Regions from separate parts of the Mus musculus genome. Here region 1 is linked to region 2. The links are chromatin contacts, found by Hi-C or POLR2A ChIA-PET in ENCODE. All regions are on one chromosome and are shown on one strand. The core of a region is the stretch at or near the end of the contact, and the rest is flanking DNA. Distances in the headings are between cores, read along the strand shown. Region 1 overlaps Arid1b (AT rich interactive domain 1B (SWI-like)). Region 2 overlaps Arid1b (AT rich interactive domain 1B (SWI-like)).

Evidence for each region. A loop is a pair of places that touch in the nucleus more often than their neighbours do. ChIA-PET counts read pairs that join two places held with the same protein, here RNA polymerase II (POLR2A).
Region 1: a loop to region 2 is called in a map of gastrocnemius, with 2.3 times the contacts of the local background. The contact joins two enhancer-like sites. A Hi-C loop is called at or near these places in 6 of 37 maps with a recorded cell type or tissue (adrenal gland, gastrocnemius, heart and 2 more). POLR2A ChIA-PET finds 5 or more read pairs at or near these places in 3 of 5 experiments (Patski and embryonic stem cell).

Annotation. Positions count from the first base shown.
Region 1 is chr17:5,187,901-5,191,679 of GRCm38, forward strand. The region is part of intron 4 of Arid1b (AT rich interactive domain 1B (SWI-like)); the gene reads left to right. Among named protein-coding and RNA genes, the nearest start is that of Gm34854, 34 kb to the right of the region's middle. Within about 2 kb of position 2,005, at least 2 of the 3 ENCODE cell types and tissues checked have a DNase peak (open chromatin) inside an H3K27ac peak, as active enhancers do; they include gastrocnemius, where a contact is called at or near this core.
Region 2 is chr17:5,137,331-5,140,836 of GRCm38, forward strand. The region is part of intron 4 of Arid1b (AT rich interactive domain 1B (SWI-like)); the gene reads left to right. Among named protein-coding and RNA genes, the nearest start is that of Gm34854, 85 kb to the right of the region's middle. Within about 2 kb of position 1,799, at least 1 of the 3 ENCODE cell types and tissues checked has a DNase peak (open chromatin) inside an H3K27ac peak, as active enhancers do; it is gastrocnemius, where a contact is called at or near this core.

The sequences.
Region 1 (3,779 bases), core at 755-3,254, 51 kb after region 2:
GCGGAAAGACCTCAGTTGCCTTATTGCACAAGTCACTAGGGAGCGTGATTACCATCCAGTAATGAGTTTAGGGGAGTGAAACCACAGGGCAGATTAGGAACAGACTCCCCCTGGCCCTTTTACCTAAACTAAGGAGTTTAGACCCAGATCCTTTGGTATTCTCTGGCATTGTATGTGGAACAACAAATTGAAATCTGGATTTGCCAAGGATACCATAAGGCACCCCGAGGAGTGGATGGGAGATCCTATTGCAGTTTCTACTGTTGTGTGGATGTAGGAGAGAGCAGTCTCAGCAAGGCACTGAAAAAGGACTAGGCTGGGGTGAGTTTGAAAGCAGGTTTTGGGGACTGGTCTTGTCATGCTCAAAGATAGCACTAAGGAAGTTCCATTTAAGTCACCTCACAGCCATGAAGTGACTGTCAACCACCTGCAGATAGCAGGGACAGACGCTAAGAAACTGTCTTAGGGACACAAAGTCAGTATTTGAAGGAGTTAAATATAACCTCACACCCTCTTACTCCAGGGCCCATGCTTTGCCAAGTACCTCTCCCTTGGCATGGAGGACGAGGAGCATGTGAAGTTCTGAACTGTAGCCTTTTGCATCTACCTGGGAAGAGGGGTGAGGGGGCGTGGTCCTCCATGCTGCCTCTTGCCTGGGCTCTGCTAGGTTCTATCCCCACTGCATGCTGAGTGCTTTCCTTGCCCAGCTCCAAAGGCCTATTCATCACTACCCACGATTCTGTGTTTGGTTTCCCTCTGCAGCCTGACTGCAGACCCGAGTTTGCCTATCTGTTGACTGCCTTCTTGGCTGCACCACAATGTGTAGCACTGTAAAATACCTGACCATGTGTTCCTTGCACCCCGACGGAGCCTGCGTTCATTTCACTACTGTCCTAACCACAAATGAAGGAAGGTAGTAATTTACTGAACCCAGAAACATCTGAAAATTCCTTAACCTCATAGCCTGTGCAGGTAGTACAACTTGGTACCATTTGGAGGACTGAAAAGGAAGAAAAGGCTAGAGGGCTGGAAGGAGGGCAAATAATGTCAGAAAAAAAAAGTGAACTTTTAATCAAAAAATCTCAAAATTTTAAAAATTTGAAATAAAGTTGAAAAATACTGAAGCATATTCCTGTGAAAATCATCTGTAGGAGAACAAATGGGGTGAAAAATTTGAACATTCACTGATGAAGAATTTGCCCAAAGCAATTTGTATGATTGCCCATTTTAGGTAAATTTACTAAGTATCACCTTTTCTAGTAACACAAATCCTAACATTTCAAGTGTACAAATGATTTAATTCATAGTATGTCAGCATGCCTGCTTGCCTTTGACCCTGCTGGTACTATACAGACTAGATATGGCTGAATGAGAAGTACCACATTGCAGAGCCTAGGTGAGCTGCGTCAACATGACAACAGTAACAGCATTTAAAATCATGTGTTCATTTCTTTAAATATCTGTAACATTATCCAAAAGTTTCATATATAGCACTTGGTTGTGACAAAAAATAGTAATGGTGAATTGGTGCTTTTGTTTTTGCTAAGCTCTCAGATTACTTAATTTTCTTCCAAAAAGTAATGACTTGGGATTTGTGGCTATACGTGACACACATATATAACCATAATGGGATTGTTTAGAGAATTTGACCATTCAACCCGGTAAGCATAAGGGAGCGCTCAGCAGGGCCTTGGGTTGGATACCTGGGCCTGCAGCTTGCCTGGCTGCCTAATGGCAGCCCTGAGAAGCCTAACCTGCGGGGCACCCTAAGTCTCACTGTCTGTTTTCACGTTCCCTATCCTGGAAACGTGTGCGTGGGGTTTCTTTGTTTTCCTAGCGCAGTGTGTCCCACAGCTCGCGGGCCAGTGAGTGACTAGGCACTCCTCCAGGGAGGAAGAGGGGAAGCAGCGACTGCGCAGCCGCGGGTGGGGAGCTCCCGGCAGGCACCGCGGTGGGAGGCCTGGCCATCGAGCCACGGTCGGGGCTGTGCAGGCCCCACCCCAGAGGGCTCACTCCCAAAGTTTCTGCTGACGCAGCCGCGCTCCCGGCGGTGCTCCCAGTTTCTCCGAAACCCTCCCGCGCCCTCTGCCTGTCCCTGGAGAGGAGTGCCGAGGCGAGGGCCGAGCGGCTGCCCTGTATCCCTGCTGGAGCCGTCCGCCCCTGAGGAAAGGGCCCTCCCCCACTGTAGCGGGGCCGGTTGAAACTTGCTTTGCAGAAAGAGACAAAGTTGTAGACTCCCAAAACCCAGAGTCTGGGAGGATCAAACAACACCCCCCCTTCCCCCTCCCGTAGGCTGGGCCATGGGGAGACCAGAAGGCCGCTGGAAAGTAGGGTGGGGTGGAGTGATGGGGTGGGGCCAGTGGGGCAGGCAGTGGGTGGGGCGCCAGGGGGCGGGCCTTAGGCCTAAGCTGTGCACCAAGACAGGCGAGATGGAGGGCAAGAGTGGCTGGAGCGGAGGGTAGGGCCAAAGGCAAAGACCCTAACTACATTTGTGCAGTACCAGTTGGAACCAAGTGCAAGGTTCCTTGATGGGAAAACTAATTCATAGCATTTTTAAATCCCAGAAAAAGCCTAAGCTTTTGTAGCGTCTCATCTCCTGTCTGTACCTTCTTAAATTAAAAAAAAAAAAAGTTATTTTATGCTACTGGGTGTTTTGCCTGCTTGCATGTCTGTGCACAGCGGCTGTTCCTGGTACCCATGGAGGCCAGAAGAGGGCATCATCAGATCTCTTGAAACTGGGATTACATATGACCTGGGAGTTGAACCTACAAGCAGCAGGGTTTGTTATCCACTGAGACAACTTTCTAGCCTCTACTACGTTAGTAAATGCTAAGAGGATTTGGGGGGAAAGACATTTCTGGAGAATAAGACTAATCTGTCTAGAAGACCTAAGGCCACTGTCTGCTCTCTGTTGCTCACCTTCTATGGTATAGCAGTGTAACCTTAGACCTTTCAAGTAACCTGCATGACACATACAAGAAGTTAGTCGACATACATATACCAGACTTAGAGGACTAATCAGCCAGAGCCTCTAGTTGATAAATTATTTCCACTGTGATCTGTAGCCTGAATGGTTTTTAAAGTCAATGCAGTTGGTACTATGAAGAGTGAATTATTGATAATCATTAACATGACGGATATTTCCTGACCCAGTAGCTTAATTTTGGAAATTTGACACTTAAAGTTTGTTACAAAGGTTATTAAAGAGACTCTGAGCAACAAGTGTTTTGCAGAATACATTTTGTTTGGGCTTATGCCTCATATTTACTATGCACGTGCATGGTATTTTAACACAAGTATGTTTATGATGTGTATACAATTAATATTCTATTAGGAAAGATTGTTATAGTATGGACATTGCTAACCTTGATTACTGCTGCTCACTGCTGCCATTTGACAAAGTTTAAGCTAAATAAAATCCAGTTGATTTGGACATTTTGTAAAGAGAGGTGAATTGCATGCCGGGGTATACTACTACACTTTATCCTTAAAAAAAAACCACCTAGACGCAAATCGCTTATCATGCACGTGTGGATCTGTTTGGGCTTGCATTCACTACATGAATGCAGTAACACCCAACATACTAGAAGAGGTTGGTGTGTGTGTGTGTGTGTGTGTGTGTGTTGGGGATAGTTTTCATTTCTATCGTGGGTGCACATGGGAAACACTGGTGTCTTCTTCAGTATCTTTGCACCTTAGCTTTTGAGACCCACAAAGCATGAACTCAGTTTTCTCCGGGGTTTTCTTGTCTCTGAAGCCCCCCCCCCCGCCCCCCCCCC
Region 2 (3,506 bases), core at 549-3,048:
AGGCCTGTTCTGTGCAGTAAGAGCCGTGATCCCATATTATTTGGAAGCTTATAGGGGTCTTGAATGAGACCTTCCGGCCCACGTGAGTGGACAGGGTCCTGAGTGAGGCCTTAAGTCCCGCCCACGTGATGGACAGTTGAAGTCCCGCCCACGTGATGGACAGTTGAAGTCCCGCCCACGTGATGGACAGTTGAAGGGTTTTCTAGAACTCGATTGACTTGTTTAACTGTCAAAATTATAAATCTAGCAATTGTGTTCAAAGGAGTGGTTTATTGAGCCCATTTTTATATTTCATGGAAACTTTTAAAATAGTTCCCTTAATCATAAGCATGTAGCAGAATAAAAACTCAATATAAAACTTAATAACATAGCTAAATTGCAAGTAGTTTTATAATCTTTTTCTTTTGAGATAGGTGTGCAGGTGACGTTTTCCTTTGTCATTTGAAACTTCGGGTTTGTGTTTTCATGGGAGAAATTGGCTTTTCCATTAGTTATGAAATTGGGGGGGAATGTGATGGCTGGGACTTTGGGTGCTGGCCCTGTTCTGGTGACTTGCGGCCACCGTCTGGTGCATGTCACCCACTGGTGAGATGTGAATTCAGTCTCTCATGAACCTCTAGACTCGGGCTCACTGTCAGGTGTGAGCTTCTGAGAACAGGAGGCCTGTCTGTCTGTCTGTCTGTCCAGCACTTCCTGAGGAGGGACTTGCTGGCCTGACTCCTCTGTCTCCACCCCAGGAGAGGTCAGGGGAAGCAGCTTGGGCCTCCAGGTAGACTTTAGTCACAGCTCTTGACCCTGTAAAGAGAGGGTCTGGGTGCCTGCCAAGGAGCCAGCAGGGACAAAGGACAGCAGCCCTGATGTGAAACTGTCTCTCCTTCTCCTGGGTAGGAAGCTTGGGCTGCCTCTCAGGTCCATGAAAGGGGTGACTCTGCCGTTCCTGCTTCTATAAGAAACTAACTCTTAGGCTTATAACTAGTCAGCAGAAAGTGAGTTCACGCTACATTGTGTTTATTCCTGCAGACAGTAATATAATAATTGATCTGTCTTTGTTTGTGGCCTACCTTCATTATCTTGTTCCTAACTTCAAGTAGAAGAAAATCATATATATAAAACTTTTCAGGATGACATTAACTCCAGCAAGAGTCTCCTGAATTTCCACAACCACACTTGTCCAGAACTTGGTGAGTTTTCAACTCTGAGATCTTGATCAGCTGTGTTACTGCTGGGCAGCCTTACTCATTTGCAGTGTTTTTAAGAAGCTCACAACTTACACATCTGTGATTGGTGGTTGTAAGAAAAGCCGGGGCGGGGCGGGGGGGGGGGGGCGGCAGGCAGGTGTCCTTCCAAGCTCAGTGCAGGAGGACGTGGGCCCAGCTCCTGTGAAACAGTCATAAGCATTCAGTTTAGCAGTCATGGGGGTGGTTTTGCAAGTCCTCTGAACAAACATGCAGACCCTTAGTCACTCCTACTCTGTCTGAGAAAACCATGGTGGAAGAAACTATTTGCATTTTCTCCTGGGAGCAAGGAAGAAGCAAGAAGTCTGTGTCATGCTATTGAGGTTCCTTCCTGTTTACTTTTGGTTTTACTCCCAGCATCCCCTGGTGTTGCTTGACTAAGGCAAGTCTTCCCCCAGGAATATGAGACCGTGGTACAGTCCGCTTCATAACGTTCCTGGGTATTTTTATAATTTATCATCAGCTGACACTGCCTGGGTAGAATATTCTTACCACTCCCTCTGGCTGCTGGAAGTCTGAAATTACATCTTTGTCTTTGAAGTCAGGCATACTGTTAGCGTTGCCATGGTGACAGGGTGGGTAATGGCCTAGGCAGACAGGAGATTGGTGCTTAGCATTTAAACGCTGCTGTACACAAGGCCTTGCTTTTTAGAGCTGTTACTGAAGTCTACCCTTTTAGTAAATGTTTAAAAATTACATTTTTACATGGTCTTACTAGATTAATAGTCATGGTTTATTTCGTTTTAACTGCAAGGATAAAAGCATTATTCCGTTAAATGGGTAGCTTCCCCCTCTCTTTTGGTTTATGCATTATTAACACGGGCTTCTCCTGTTTTGCTTGTAACATTTTATAGGCTTTTTAAACACAGAGTCAGATTTGCTCTGTTGCTCCTTTAGTTTTCGGACTTAACCCATTATCTGCTTGATCCTTCACAGTCTCACATGGAACTAAGTTAAACGACTAAGCTTTAAATCTTAAGAGTGAAGTTTTTAAAGCTGTGTTTGTAGTAATGGCTGATCAGCCGTTCTGGCGAGCGGTAGCCGTGCTGGATTTGAAGCCACTTCTGCTGAGAGCCCTCACTGAATGCCCCTCCTATCCTCTGCTCTCACAGGAGTGTTTGGAGGAGGAAATGAGACATTTTGAAAGGTTTCAGTTGATGTAACTGTAGAATTAATATCTTTGACTTATTAATTCCGTGTAGGAATAGACTGTGCGCTATAGGTAGGATATCCATGTTTCTGCTCGCTTGATACATAAATTGCTTCTGGCACAGTGCCAATCAACACAGGCGCTATCACAGGATGAAACCCTTTCCTTAGATAACTCAGCTAGGGGCTGTGTCTGTGTTCACTGGATGGTTCTTGAATTGGAGTTCCTTGTGTGTGTGTGTGGGGGGGGTTGGTTTTGGTTTTGGTTTTTTGAGACAGGGTTTCTCTGTAACCCTGGGGACCCTTGAACTCCCTATGTCGATCAGGCTGGCCTCAAAGTTAGGAATCCTCCTGCTTCTGCCTCCCAAGTGCTGGGACTAAAGGCATGTGCTGCCACTACCCAGCTAGACTCTGGGTTCTATTTCTGAGCTTTTCAAATCAAAATCTCTTCCCTAAGTGAGGGCTGGTCCAGGCATTTGAATATCTTTTTCTCCTCCCTCCCTCCCTCCACTCCCCCTCCCCTGCAAGGCTAAGTAGTTTCTTTAATTGATTGTCCACAGTATAGATCTCCACCCTGACATCCCCATCCCCATCTCCTCCTCCTCCTCTTCTCCTTCCTCCTCCTTCCTACTCCTTCCTCCTCCTCCCTCCTCCTCTCTCCTCCTTCCTTCTCCTCCTCCTCCTCTTCTTCTTCTTCCTCCTCCTCCCTCCTCCTCCCTCCTCCTCCTCCCTCCTCCTCCTCCTCTTCTTCTTCCTCCTCCTCCTTCTCCTCCTCCTCCTTCTCCCTCCTCCTTCCTCCTCCTCCTCCTCCTCCTCCTCCTCCTCCTCTTCCTCCTCCTCCTTCTTCTTCTTTTTTTTAAAGAAAAATATTCTCATTGTGTTTCCCAGGCTGGGCTTGAATTCTGGGACTCTGGCTTCTCCTCCCTCATTCATTATTGTATGGAGTCCACTCATCCTCTGATCCACACACCCACCTTCCACCAGGCTCTCAAGTCTCTGATTTCACTTCTGCTTGTCTTAGTACCTCCAAATTTGATGTCTTTGACCAGACAGTATGCAGAGGTGTGTTCCAGTACACAGTAGGAAAGTGGATGGGCTGAGCTGCTACCTCACACTCTGTTC